Regions from separate parts of the Homo sapiens genome. Here all the other regions are linked to region 3. The links are chromatin contacts, found by Hi-C or POLR2A ChIA-PET in ENCODE. All regions are on one chromosome and are shown on one strand. The core of a region is the stretch at or near the end of the contact, and the rest is flanking DNA. Distances in the headings are between cores, read along the strand shown.

Region 1 (3,403 bases), core at 803-3,302, 220 kb after region 3:
CGCAGCTACTAGGGAGGCAGGAGAATTGCTTGAACCGAGGAGGTGGAGGTTGCAGTGAGCCGAGATTGTGCCACTGCACTCCAGCCTGGGCGACAGAGCAAGATTCCATCTCAAAAGAAACAAACAAAACTTATTGAGTAACTTATGCAGCCAGGAAGCTGATTGTAAATGGCAACTGACAAGCTGAACTTTTATGATTCCATAGTGGAGAAGCAGCCAGAGAAGCTACATCTCAGAAGAAGGACTCTCTTGCCTTTTTAAAATTTGAGTCTTCCTCAGCTCTGCTTTGAGCATCCTTCAAGGTCATGTTAGTGCTGCCTCTTCCCTGAAATCTTTCTGGCTTTCATAGAAACAATCTTTTTCCTTCTTTTTACTTTTTGTTCATTTTTGTTGTTGTTGTTTTATTTGTGTACACTTACCTTTTAGCACTTACTACATTGTACTTTATGATACAGTCAATTGTGTTCAATTATAAACTATTGCCAACTTAGGGCTTTATGTTCTAAGGGTTGTGGTGTGAACCAAGCACTGACTAGTAATATCCAAACTCTTTTCCTATTGCCATCAAAATGGAACTAAACCAGAGTGCAGTTTGTGTTTCAATATAATTTAAGCAGTAATGAAAATGGCCATATCAACAAACATATGAAAAAAAGCTCATCATCACTGGTCATTATATAAATGTAAATCAAAACCACTATGAGATATCATCTCATGCCAGTTAGAATGGCAATCATTAAAAAGTCAGGGAACAACAGATGCTGGTGAGGCTGTGGAGAAATAGGAACACTTTTACACTATTGGTGGAGTGTAAATTAGTTCAACCATTGTGGAATGCAGTATGGCAATTCCTCAAGGACCTAGAACCGGAAATAACATTTGACCCAGCAGTCCCATTACTGGGTATATACCCAAAGGATTATAAATCATTTTACTATAAAGACACATACACACATATGTTTATTGTGGCATTATTCACAATAGCAAAGACTTGGAACCAATCCAAATGCCCATCAACGATAGACTGGATAAAGAAAATGTGGCACATGTATACCATGGAATACTATGCAGCCATAAAAAAGAATGAGTTCATGTCTTTTGCAGGGACATGGATGAAGCTGGAAGCCATCATTCTCAGCAAACTAACACAGAAACAGAAAACCAAACACTGCATGTTCTCACTCATAAGTGGGAGTTGAACAATGAGAACACATGGACACAGGGAGGGTAACTTCACACACTGGGGCCTTTCCGGGGATGGGGGGTAAGGGGAGGGGGAGAATCAGGACAAACACCTAATGCATGCGGGGCTTAAGACCTAGAAGATGGGTTGATAGGTGCAGCAAACCACCATGGCACGTGTATGCCTATGTAACAAACCTGCATGTTCTATACATGTATCCCAGAACTTAAAATTTTTTTAAAAAAAGGGCCATAGTGGTTTCTGAATGAAAAGAGTTAGAGATCACTGATGTGGTCATGGCAGACATGGGATTTGGGCTGAGCCTTCAAACGTAGATAAAATTCCTATAAACATAAATGAACAGAGAAAGACATAACTGCCAGGGCAGCTGGCTGGAGTAGGACTAGTACTTCCACTCCACATCAACCAACACCACCACCAGTTTGGCTGGCATAGAGAGAATTAAATATCTTGCTAGTAGGGTGTGTGGGTTGCTCCTGAAAGTTTTCTAATGAAAACTCGAGCTGCTCAGATGTTCACTGTTATTCTACTAAAAAGATAATCTGGGTATTGTTCTGTGCGGTGTCAGTTTCTAGGACTTATTTTCTTTATACTTGTTGTTTGTTACTATTCCTTTTGTTACTTTGGCATGAATTTAATTATTGACACTGGATCATTAATGTGGCCAGGGCATTTGGGATGATTGGTCAGGAGACCCAGGGATCTGTAAGAAAATGTCATCCTGGGAAAGAGGAGATATAACAAGATATTGAAGATTGTGTCCAGTTCAGGGATATTAGTAAATTCTGAGAAAGATTTGAGTATCTTCAGCGAGGGTGAGTTTGAGGTTGATAGGACTACGTACAGAAACAGGGAAGTCAGACGTGGCAACAGTTTTAGGGCCAAAGTGACTGAATTCATGTGGTATGTACTGAAACTGAGGTGATAACCATTTATCCCAGTAAATCACTGAATCTGAGGATATAAAAGCTGAAAAGAGCATTAGTGGTGATGTAATCTGTTCCCACCATTTTACAAGAGAACAAGTGAGTCCTAGAGCGAGTAGGTAGTTTGAACTACCAAGATCAGGAGTGAAAGTCGTATGAGTCATCACTGCAGAGAAGATGGTCAGAGATCTGGCAGTGAATCACTTAGTTAAAATACAGCTCTCACCACAGATTATATCTGATCTTGGTGTGAAGTGCCAAAAAACACGTCATTCAGATCTCTCTGTATTTTATATTTTCTCCTGACATTTTGGAATGTGGTGGAACTCTTCAAAAGACTATCAAATAATTCCTATTTTAATTTTATAAAAGGAAAATTAATAGCATATGTGGGGAAAATGTACCATATAGTACATTGTGGGAAAAGTGTAGAAGTAGAGAATTAAGGGAAATTTTAGTATGGGTCATTTATATATTTTGGACACATGCCATTTCAGTCAAGTCCTTGAGTATACCCGTAAGAATCGAATTGATAATCGTACTTTTAAAAACCCTAGCAACCTGAACAGGACCCAAGAAATAGAATTAAAGAAAATAATAAGCCAGAACTTGGCGGTGGTTCTGTTATCTGTGAGCTTGACACTCTTTCCTTTTTGTCCTAAAGTTTCAGACTGGAATGGGCAGGAATCAACAGCAGGGGTCAGTTTTAATGATGCTAACTTGGTGTAACAAAATTATTTAGGATTATAAAATTTTCTTGATAGAGACTGAGATTAGTTTTTCTGTAGGAATTTTTGTTTGTTTGTTTGTTTTAAGAATTGATCCAGTTTCTGTGATGAACAGCAGATTGGTGGAGCTGGCTTATTTAGAATGACCTGTGTAATATTTTTTAAAAGTTCTAAATGCATAGTAGTCTCTTAGTAAGTGGTTGTCTCTGTTGTTACTTTCTAAATGCCTTTGATTAAATTGTAAGATTGTAAGCCGTTAGGAAGCAGTTCAACATTTCTACTCTCAGGGACTTCCAAGGTTGATTTGGATCTGGAGTAGCTCTTCTCCTCTGCCTGTTTTATGTTAATACATTTGGATTATTCCGGATGGTTCATGGTGGGTAAGGGAACCAATCTCCCACCATCTACCCTTTCTAACCAGCAGACTGTAAGCCCACAGAATTGATTACCAGACAGATTCACACCTAAGCCCATCTGACTCTTAAAGCACAGCTCTTAACACTAGGAAGTGCTGCTTCCCGGAGGCAGGATTATAGAAGTTAAGA
Region 2 (3,489 bases), core at 836-3,335, 130 kb after region 3:
AAGTAATTTGATTTCAACGTGCCCTTACATTTTTTTTTCTTTCAAATTTTCTGTGTTTGCAGTTCATTGACTTCTCAGGCCCATGTATTTATAATTTAATTGCTTTAGTGATGTGGGTGGTTTCTTATTTACTGCCTTCATGTCCTTAAGAAGAGCACAAAAACCCTTAAAAATATTGCATGCTCCAACATACTTGTAATTCATTTTTACTTTTTGATCATGACTAGAGGACTCTGCCTTGAGTCTTTTAAAAATATCTTCAGCTGTTTTCTCACATGCTAAAAAGTATGATAATATTTTTCTCATTTGACTTAGTTAGAATTCAGCCTGTGCTTAGTAGTTGAGACATACTCATAGGGTTGATGTTTAATGATTAAAAACTTTTTGTTTCAAAAACTTGAAATGGCTTATTTTAATTATACATGCTTTTCTACTTTAGTGGTTTTTAAAACATTACATATGTTGGAATATTTATTATAAAATTCACACAAGAGTGTACCAAAAATTGCTAATCTTGCCCGTTCAATTCCACATGTCTGGAGATATCTGATGTTAATAGTTTGGTGGTGTGTTTTCCTGTATACTTTTCACCATGCTCATACACTCACAAATATCTATATCTATGCATCTGTGTCTGTATTTATATCTGTATCTGTCTATATCTATCCATATACATAGCCGCATTTATACCCCACATGGAGTCATTCTATACATATTAGCTCTGTGTATCTGTGGGTTCTGTATGCACATACTCAACCAACCACGGACCCAAAGTGTGTATTCAAAAACTTCGTATTTTTACCTTAACAGTGTGGGCTTTTCATAAATATCTTCGGTTTTTCTGCTTTTGATAGCATATAGGGATGTGGGAACTTTTTATAAGAAGAAAAGCATTCTAAAAACAATTTTATTTAGAGTTATATTTTCTTTAGAGAGAACAATTAAATTAGTTAGCTTTACAGACAAGCCAGAGGCCATCAAATTATTGAATAAAGACAACAAAGTCTCCAGAGTATCGGGAGAATGACAGGCTTAGAACTAAAGTAAAAAGCAAGGAGCAAAAATCACAGAGACTGAAATAAAATGAGAGGGTGGGGAAGGCTGGGTGAGAAGAGAATGGGTGAAGAAGGAAGAAGAAGGGAAGGAGGTGGAGGTCTAGTGGAATAATGTAAACCAAATTTTGAAATGAATGCTTTTTGGTGTTTTTCTTTTACAATGTTATTTCTTTTTATCCATTAGCTTTGAAATAAAGGAAACCCCCACCATTGTCCTCAGTTCTTCAGTATCTCTAACCATTAGCTCCATTCATTCCAATTTGGAGATGAAATCAAGATGGGGACAGATTTTAAGCATACATATTCATGCATAAAACTTTTAAACAACATAATGCCCTTTCCTTCTCTAGCCTAGGTTAGCTGCTTACACGATGACCCATCAGTTAATGTCCATCTGATTTGCCTATTTTTTGTTTTTTAAATTAAGGCTAGTTACCCAACCTCTTAATGATTCAGAAATAAACCACTTCCAGTCAGATGGTAAAACGTGTGACAGAGTTCAAGAATCATGTTAGGGTACTACTAGCAGCCTGGGCCTTAAGTTTCTCATTTTAGAGGTAGATTTTTTAGTGTAAGCTCTAGTGTGAGATCTAAGTGTAAACACAATGATTGTGAGGATTTTTTTGTACTGTAATTTATGCTGATGCAGCTTTTAGAATGTGGGCTTTTTGGGTATTTCCTGAAACTGAAATTGGCATGCTTTCTAGAGTTATATATTGGCATGTTTAGTGATATTAAAGTTGCAGTGAAGAGTTCTGAATTTAATTTCTTCTTTTCTCAGATATGTGTCACAAAGATGTCTACACGGAACTGCCAGGGAATGGACTCAGTGATCAAACCCCTGGACACAATTCCTGAGGATAAAAAAGTCAGAGTTCAGAGGACACAGAGCACTTTTGACCCATTTGAGAAACCAGCTAATCAAGTAAAGAGGGTGCATTCTGAGAACAATGCTTGCATTAACTTTAAGACCTCCTCCACTGGCAAAGAGTCACCTAAAGTTAGGCGGCACTCCAGCCCCAGCTCGGTAAGTGCAGTCTTTTTGTTTATCACTGGGTAAACAGAAGGAATAGCCTTCTTATGATAGCATGCGGTGCTGGAAGACAGCAGGAAACTTTATCAGTGCCTTATTATGCATTCTCTCCCAGGGTGGTTGAATGTTTTGGAAGAGAGAGAGCAAACTATATATGGACTCCTTATTTATAAGCACTAAGCAAGCAAATGAATGAAATGATTCAACTTATTTTTGGAAAAATCATTTTTCCCCCTTAATTGTTTCTAGTTAGAGGAATTTATAATTAAAAGTCTTTTGTATTTCAAACCCTTGGAGAGGTTATTGAACTTTACTGTGTAGGCAGTAAGGATAGTTTTGAAATTAGCAAATTCACAAGGAATTTCATTGCAGAATAAATATCAAAATTTGTTCACTTGCGTTAATCCAGTTTTTTTTGGGGGGGTACTCCACCAGTCTTTCTCATGTGACTCTGTAAAGTGACAAGTTGAAGTTCTTTTCCAGGACAAAGCCCTGTACTGAATGGAAAATGCTGGAGTAGAAATCTGTGTAGGGTAGATTCAGTAGGACCAAAGGAAAGAAGAGAATGTCCAGAAAGAAGTGTTAGAGGGAAACAGACTTTAGATATAACTAGTGATTTACAAGTTAGAAAGGAACACACCAAGAGAGAATATTCTCTGTTATATTTCTATTCTCAAATACATTTTTTCCTACTTTTTGGCTTAAATTAATATACATTATTTACAATTGTATGATAATGTAAATTTTGGTCAGGGAAACCACAAGTATGCTATGAATAAATTTCCTTCCTTGCACAACTTCTTCATTTTCTTAGTTGTCATTGTCTACTTTTCCTTCATTCAAATTAAGATAATTTTAAACACAATTTGAGGCCTGCAACTATATGACAAAACTGTAAAATGCCTCCAAAACAAATCAGATAATCTATCAGTTTTTCTCCCCCACTGAGATTGCCCTGGCAGTTCTTCATAGTCCTAATTTAATATAGATTGGTTAACCTCTAATCCTATAGTCATAAGGCGTCCTTTTCTGAGAATTTTTTCCTCCTTTTTTAATGTTAAATACCCATTCTCTGGGTTACATGTCTTTCTTGTTCTTGGTTTATTTCATTGTTTTAAAGTACATCCTCGCAGTAGCTTCTTGAGAAAGGGTGATGGGGGGTTTGTCATATGACTATGATTTTATCTGTCGTTGATTACTTGATTAATAATCTGGCCAAGTATGTGATTTTAGTTTAGAAAATAATTTTTTCTTAGACTTTTGAATACCTTGTTTTATTGTTTTCTAGGTGCCTAGATTGTATTGAAATCCCTAGACTATTCTGGTTTCCCAGTTCATCCTTTATCTGCTTTTTTGTTTGTGGAACTTTCTAGGACTTTCTTTTCATCCCTGGTGTCATCC
Region 3 (3,104 bases), core at 579-3,078:
CAGCCTGGGCGACAGGCCCTGTCTCGGAAAAAAAAAAAAAAATACTGCGAAGGTAAAATAAACATATATTTAACATATTATATATTTGAAACAGCCATTGTCACAGTGGATAACAGTCACAGGTGTATAATAGTGAAAGTTCGTTAAATTAATATTTCTTCGTGTTTGTTGACTCGTACAACCCATTAGTGTTTTGATTGGTTGCATTTGTCTTTTCATTCATAACTGCTGAAAACTTTCTCCCTAACTAACCTGAGGAAGTGGTAAAAGTCAAACTTTTTTCCGGTATGAGGCCACCCTTGGTGCTGTCTGTAATTATCTAGACATGGCAGCCAGGATCCAACAGCTTTGCGTTTTAACTCATATGGTCTTTCCTGGCGAATTCCTTGCCCCCCTCTGCTCCCCACTTAGCTTGACTTCCTGTCTTTTATCATCCGCAATCTATCAAGATCCTACAATGTGCTCAGTGTAGGGCGGAACAAATCACTGTTTTACCTCACAATTTAAGGAAGGCAGGGGGCTAGTTTTTAAGATAAAAATCTTTTAACAAAACATAAACTCCCCAAAATTTCCTACAAGCCAAACAGCATTGTCACACCCTCACAAGCTCTTATTACTTACACAGCCAAATGACTCAAGATTACTAACGTTTCTATTCATAAGGAGTTTGCTGGCCTCAGATCAACACAATCAAGCCCTCCCCCACCTTCCTTCTCTCTCCCCTGGGAGACTGACGTTTGGAACTCACGCCGCACCAGGTTTTTTCAGAATGAAGACGATGTGTGTTCGCTGCTGGAACTGTTTGTCCTGGGATTTTATAAACACCTCCCCCACTCCTTTTTAAAGTTCTGTTTTTGAGGTGGGGGAAAAGGAGGTCGGAATCTGTTTAGCCTTTAAATCTCCCAATTCAGAAATATATTCTAAGAATTTAATAGAAAAAGACCAAGGGCTGTGTCTGCTATTTACTGCAGAACTGGGTATTCCTATCAGAAATCACCTACATGTGTCACCAAGATCAGAGACAAGGATGAGGGAAACAGCATGATCCCTGCCTTCTGGAGGGTTACAGTTGAAGCTTCCGCTGCTTCTGCACTTGACCTCAAAACAAACAAAAAACCCACCGCAAACAACAACAAAAAAATCCAGGCCCACCTTTCCCCTTGGATCTTTCACTTGACAGCTTTCTCGGCCCAAAATAAGGCACCCTACATCTGAATGCATCCCTAAGGCCTTACCGCACCCAGTCCAGGAGGCAGTCCTGGCAGCTGCCCTCCACCGAACTCCGCGCTTTTTCACACACGCTCGTGGAAGGAGAAAACCGCTCAAACAACTGGACTCGGCCCGTTTCCTTTCGGTAACCTCCCCACAGCCCAACACGCTGTCCCCAGACGCTGCCCGCTCCCACCCCGGTCCCTTCGTGATCCTCCCGCGCGCGGGCGGGGCGGGGGAGGAGCGCGGGGGCGGCCGGGAGGGGCGCGGCCGGGAGGGGGCGCCGCCGGGGCGCGAGCCAGACACAGAGGGCCGCGGAGGACGCGGGAGGCGAGCGGGGAGCCGAGGTCGTGCTAGGATCCCGCGCCCAGGGGCCTTCGTCGAGGGAGGGGCGTGGCGGCGGCAGCAGGAGGGCAGCAGGAGCTGTCAGGCTGGCGGTTCCGCGCCGCGGCTCCTTCTGCGCTGCGCCCGCAACTCTGGGCTGAGAACTTCTCCCGCCGGCCCACTCGCCCTCGCCCCGCGCACTCGGCGCCAGGCGACTCCCGCACCTTGTACCCGGCCCGCCCCGCCTCCTCCTTCGGCCGCACCACTCCCCCTGCCGGCCGCGCTTCTCTCCGTTACAAAGGAGGGAAAATGAGCCGGGCGGCGGCGGCGCGGCGCGGGGCCACCACGGCGGCGGCGAGCGCGGCCGCCCCCGGCACCACGTAAACCGCCCCCGCCCGCCCAGCTGCGGCCCAGGCCGGAGCGGAGCCTGCCGTCCTCCGCCTGCCTGCTGCTCGCCTCCCTAGACCTGCGCGTCGCTTCCCGGCCCGCCGAGGAGGTGGTGGAGGAGGAGGCGCCGCTTTCCCCGCGGCGCGCGCCCTCGCCGTTGTCTGAGCTGTGCCTGGACCAGTTTGGGGAAGTTGTCGGGGCTCCGCGTCGCCCAGATGTGTGACCTCATTGAGCCGCAGCCGGCCGAGAAGATCGGCAAGATGAAGAAGTTGCGGAGAACTTTGTCGGAGAGTTTCAGTCGCATTGGTGAGTAGCGCGCTGCCCCCGGCCCCCCCAGCGCCCGCTCCCCTCGGCCTGCGCCCCCGCCGCGTTCCTGGCACCAGCCATGCAGCTGCCAGCGGGGCTGGCGTGGGGTGCGTTGTAGGCGGGGATCGAGGGCACAGTGCTAGGGACCCGGGGGAGGGCAAGGACGTAAAGGAAAGAGACCCCTCTTCCTCAGGATCTGGGGGTTCATTTGTAGATTCTCTCAAGCCTACAATATGGGTTCTCCCCTCCTCCGCCACTAGTGCTCGCCCTTTCGCGCGCGTGGGGGACGGGCGAGGGGACCCCTCGGCCCCCACCGCGCAAGGGGCTGCGCGGCTGCTTGGGCCACTTGTTATTTTTTGCGCACAGGCTTGGATATTGGGCGTTTAGTCAGTAATTTAGCTTTGGAAATTGGTGAAACGTTAGACTGTGCCCTGGTATTGTTTAACGTATCCAACCTAAAGGGAAGTGGGACAGTTACCTTGGGACCTATTGTTCGGTACTTCGGGTCCTGGAAAGCGAGATTTGGGTGTTCAGTCTCGAGGTCTCTGAATCTTCCCGCTGCTGGAGAGAAATGCGCGCTGTGGAGTTGTCTGGACATTTAGGAATGTCTCTCGAACTTGTTCCATTTAATAGAGCTCAGGGGCTGTTGTCTTTAAACCAAACAACAAACCAACTGACCAACAGTGTTTAGGACAGTGACGAATAAATGCATGTCACAGGTTGTAATAGGGTGACAGCAGTATCACGTGGAATGGGTTTGTTAGATTTTGAGTACTGGGCATAGAAAACCCCTTTTAACCTGAAGAGTTAGCTGCCTCCCCTACTGTCACAACTTTCACTAATAACATGTAACTGCCCTGAGCAAGAGAATGCTATAG
Region 4 (3,037 bases), core at 124-2,623, 190 kb before region 3:
CAGAAATCTTTTCACCACCCAATGCTATCTTTCTTCCTCATTATTACATTTCCCAGTCTGGCTTTGGGATCGGATTGCTTCTGGCCTTAGATAACCTTATCCATCCTCTAAAGCAGTATCACACATAAGAAGGAGGTAGCAGTGGACTGATAGTAGCCTCTCTACCCTCCCTTTTTAAAAAGTCTCTGACAAATAGTCTCATTGTTACTAGAGCAACGCAAAATGGAAAATGCTAATAGCAAACATATAGTCCTTATTATGCGTCAGATACTGTTGTAACTGTCTCTGTAGTAATTCATTTAATCCTCATCACAATTTTCTGATGTAGATATACTGTTACAGATGAGACCTTGAGGCACAAAGGGGTTACCTTACTTGCCAAGGTTATACTTACTTGGGATGGGTGCCATCCTTTTGTATAAACTATGATACTTTTTCTTCTTTTTATTTTGAAAAATTTCTAAGATACAGAGAATTTGAAAGAATAGTACAAGAGACACCCACAAACATATTCTTCATGAATCCAACAATTATACACTTTGCCACACTTTATATCCATTTGTGTGTGTGTATGTGTGTGTGTATGTGTGATCATTTCGAAGTAGTAGGCATCACAACACTTCAGCATCCTTTATTTTTTAAAAAATCAGATCATTGCTATTTAGGACTTTGGAATCTTTTAGTTTAATTCAGATATTCATTCACTAATGCAGGACTTCACATTGGAGAGAAGCCAACAGAGAAAGGGACAGGACAGTAGAAATTGTGTGGGAGAGTAAAATTAGTTCAAATATCTAATAGCTAGCTATACTGTACTTTAGCTATATTAGGTCCCTCAGTTTTCAAGACAACAGTATGATGTGGGTGATCTTATCCCCATTTTTCCAGATAACCTCCAGATGTAGAGATAACTTTCCCAGGGCCACCCAATCAATACACAGCAAAGCCCCATACAAATCTGGGCTGTTTGGTTCTAGACTTTGAGCTCTTTTTCTACTTTTTGCCTAGATAAACACTTTGAGGGGAAAAAAAATCCAGATTTAAGAATTTTTGCTAACCTTCCTACGGGCAAGTCACCTTCAAGTCACCTGGGTACTTAGGTATCCAACTCAAAACTACTTTTAGTTTTGTTTCGTTTTGCCTTTTTTTTTTCTTTAACCGATAACCCAATTCTAGACGGAACATAAGGTGCAAGAGAAATCCGGGGAGGTGGAGGCAGAGAAAGGGAAGGGCAGGAGGTGGTCGCAGGATGTTGCCTGCGGCTGGCGGCCCAGTGGATTCTGGGAATTGTAGTCCCAGCCATCCAGGGCATTGCCGTTCAGGGCCACGGGAAAACCTGACTGCGCTCCCAGAAGCCTCCGGTGTACCTCGCTGGGAACGCACTTCCTGGGACGCTGAGAGGGAGACGCTCCAAGAGGCTCCTCAGTGTGGGCGAGTAAAATGCCCTGCGTGTGAGAAGCAGGTAGGTGTGGTCAAGATGTTCCGATTTCTGGGTCTTTTGCATAAGTAACTGAGGATTTTATGTAAAATGGCTAAATCCAGGAGAATCAGGAGCGTTGGAAAACGCTGACCACATCTGTGGATGTGAAAATTGAGTAGGTATTTGGTAAGGCTTTAAAAAATTATTTTGTACACAGGAGTATGGAAATGTCGAGGTGTGTTGCCGGAGCCGCCAAGGACTGGGAGCTTTGCTGGCGCGGGTTTGTGGGGGAGCCCAAGCTGCTATTTTTGAATAACCAGCTGATGCTGGTTGCGTAATGATGACCTGCTTGCGGTTCAAACCCACTCAGTGTTGCAGGGATGGGCTAGCTCTGAGAGCGTTAACAGTCACTGTTGCGGTCTCTCTCCATTGGCTCTAACTAGTAGGGCGTTTTCTTCCTTCTGCCAGGTCTGGGTCTACCACACACAGGGCTCTTCGAAAAGAGGGAGGAGGAGAGGAGGCGGAGGGGGGAGGAGGGGGGCGGAGGGGGATGCGGATTGCTCTGGAAGCTTGGTTTGCTTTCCTGTAAGTTCTGTGCACCCGGCCTTGTAAGGGGCCCATAGCCACGTTAGGGAAAGGTCAGACTTGGTGACCTCACTTAAAATGATTGCTCAAGGATTCTATTGTGCGTTATTAATTGTAAAACGATTTCCTCTGACTTTGGAGTGTGCAATTATGATTGATACCAACCCAAGAAACACATTTGGGGCGGGGGAGGGGTTGGGGGGGACTTGACTGAAATCTCCGAGCAGCCAGTTGCAGAGAGCATTCTACATAATGATCGTAATAGGGCTAGTGATGAACGCCTCAATCCAGGAAACTCTCAGGCGCACATAATAATGAGTTTCCATTCTCATCCTACCTGTTTGAGATAAATGGTATTTGAAGAGGAAGTGGCTAATGTTTAAAGTAGATATATAGAAGCATCTTTAAGTATCAGGTTGAGCCATTGGTGGAACTATTTTTTTTTTAAGCATTCTGGTTGCAAATTTCAGGATGCAGAATTCAGATCAACTTTGTCTGGTCTTGTTGTCAGTGTCCTTTTTTAAAAATGTAAAAGAAAATTTCTTTTACTTCCAAGACAACTGCACAGTCTTTCACCACCTTCCTTATCCTTTCACCGTAGTCATGAAAATGATCTAAAACATTCATTAAATATCAATCATATATTCCCAAGACAGCAAAGTGTTTTTCATCCTCATTTCTCCTATATTCTCAAGTCACAAGATGAGTTAATTTTTTTCTTCTATTTCTACGTATTTTTCTATATTCTATATATTTCTCATATATAATGCATGAATTAAGGAATAAACAGCCTTTTTATTTTTTTTTTTTTATTATTTGAGACAGATCATTGCTATGTCATCCAGGCTGGAGTGCAGTGGCATGATCATGACTCACTGTGTCCTCAAACTCCTGGGCTCAAGTGATCCTTCCATGTCAGCCTCCCAAGAAACTGGGACAACACGTGTGCACCATCACACCTGGCTAATTATTATTATTATTATTTTTTGAGCCAGAATCTCTCTCTGTCACCAACACTGGAGTGCAGTGGTG

What was found. A loop is a pair of places that touch in the nucleus more often than their neighbours do. ChIA-PET counts read pairs that join two places held with the same protein, here RNA polymerase II (POLR2A). Pooled maps may share reads with other maps.
Region 1: a loop to region 3 is called in a map of chondrocyte, with 2.2 times the contacts of the local background. The contact joins the enhancer-like site here to the promoter of CDK14 in region 3. A Hi-C loop is called at or near these places in 1 of 168 maps with a recorded cell type or tissue (chondrocyte), 1 of 37 single-sample maps with no recorded cell type and 5 of 50 pooled maps. POLR2A ChIA-PET finds 5 or more read pairs at or near these places in 1 of 52 experiments (MCF 10A).
Region 2: a loop to region 3 is called in a map of Right ventricle myocardium superior, with 2.5 times the contacts of the local background. The contact joins the enhancer-like site here to the promoter of CDK14 in region 3. A Hi-C loop is called at or near these places in 5 of 168 maps with a recorded cell type or tissue (Caco-2, Right ventricle myocardium inferior, Right ventricle myocardium superior and 2 more), 7 of 37 single-sample maps with no recorded cell type and 11 of 50 pooled maps. POLR2A ChIA-PET finds 5 or more read pairs at or near these places in 1 of 52 experiments (OCI-LY7).
Region 4: a map of B cell shows a loop between it and region 3 (11-fold over the local background). The contact joins the promoter of CLDN12 here to the promoter of CDK14 in region 3. A Hi-C loop is called at or near these places in 2 of 168 maps with a recorded cell type or tissue (B cell and ascending aorta), 6 of 37 single-sample maps with no recorded cell type and 14 of 50 pooled maps. POLR2A ChIA-PET finds 5 or more read pairs at or near these places in 2 of 52 experiments (AG04450 and activated T-cell).

What each region holds. Positions count from the first base shown.
Region 1 is chr7:90,814,664-90,818,066 of GRCh38, forward strand. All of the region lies in intron 5 of CDK14 (cyclin dependent kinase 14), which reads left to right. Among named protein-coding and RNA genes, the nearest start is that of CDK14, 220 kb to the left of the region's middle. Within about 2 kb of position 2,053, at least 5 of the 41 ENCODE cell types and tissues checked have a DNase peak (open chromatin) inside an H3K27ac peak, as active enhancers do.
Region 2 is chr7:90,724,731-90,728,219 of GRCh38, forward strand. It overlaps CDK14 (cyclin dependent kinase 14), which reads left to right. Exons shown (of 15, transcript NM_001287135.2): 3 at 1,837-2,082. Among named protein-coding and RNA genes, the nearest start is that of CDK14, 130 kb to the left of the region's middle. Within about 2 kb of position 2,086, at least 3 of the 41 ENCODE cell types and tissues checked have a DNase peak (open chromatin) inside an H3K27ac peak, as active enhancers do; they include OCI-LY7, where a contact is called at or near this core.
Region 3 is chr7:90,594,493-90,597,596 of GRCh38, forward strand. CDK14 (cyclin dependent kinase 14) reads left to right here and starts at 1,829. Exons shown (of 15, transcript NM_001287135.2): 1 at 1,829-2,226. The coding sequence starts at 2,136. RefSeq lists silencers at 1,437-1,636, 1,657-1,966, 2,157-2,356, 2,417-2,466.
Region 4 is chr7:90,402,088-90,405,124 of GRCh38, forward strand. It overlaps CLDN12 (claudin 12), which reads left to right and starts at 1,374. Exons shown (of 4, transcript NM_001185072.3): 1 at 1,374-1,462. RefSeq lists an enhancer at 1,554-2,079.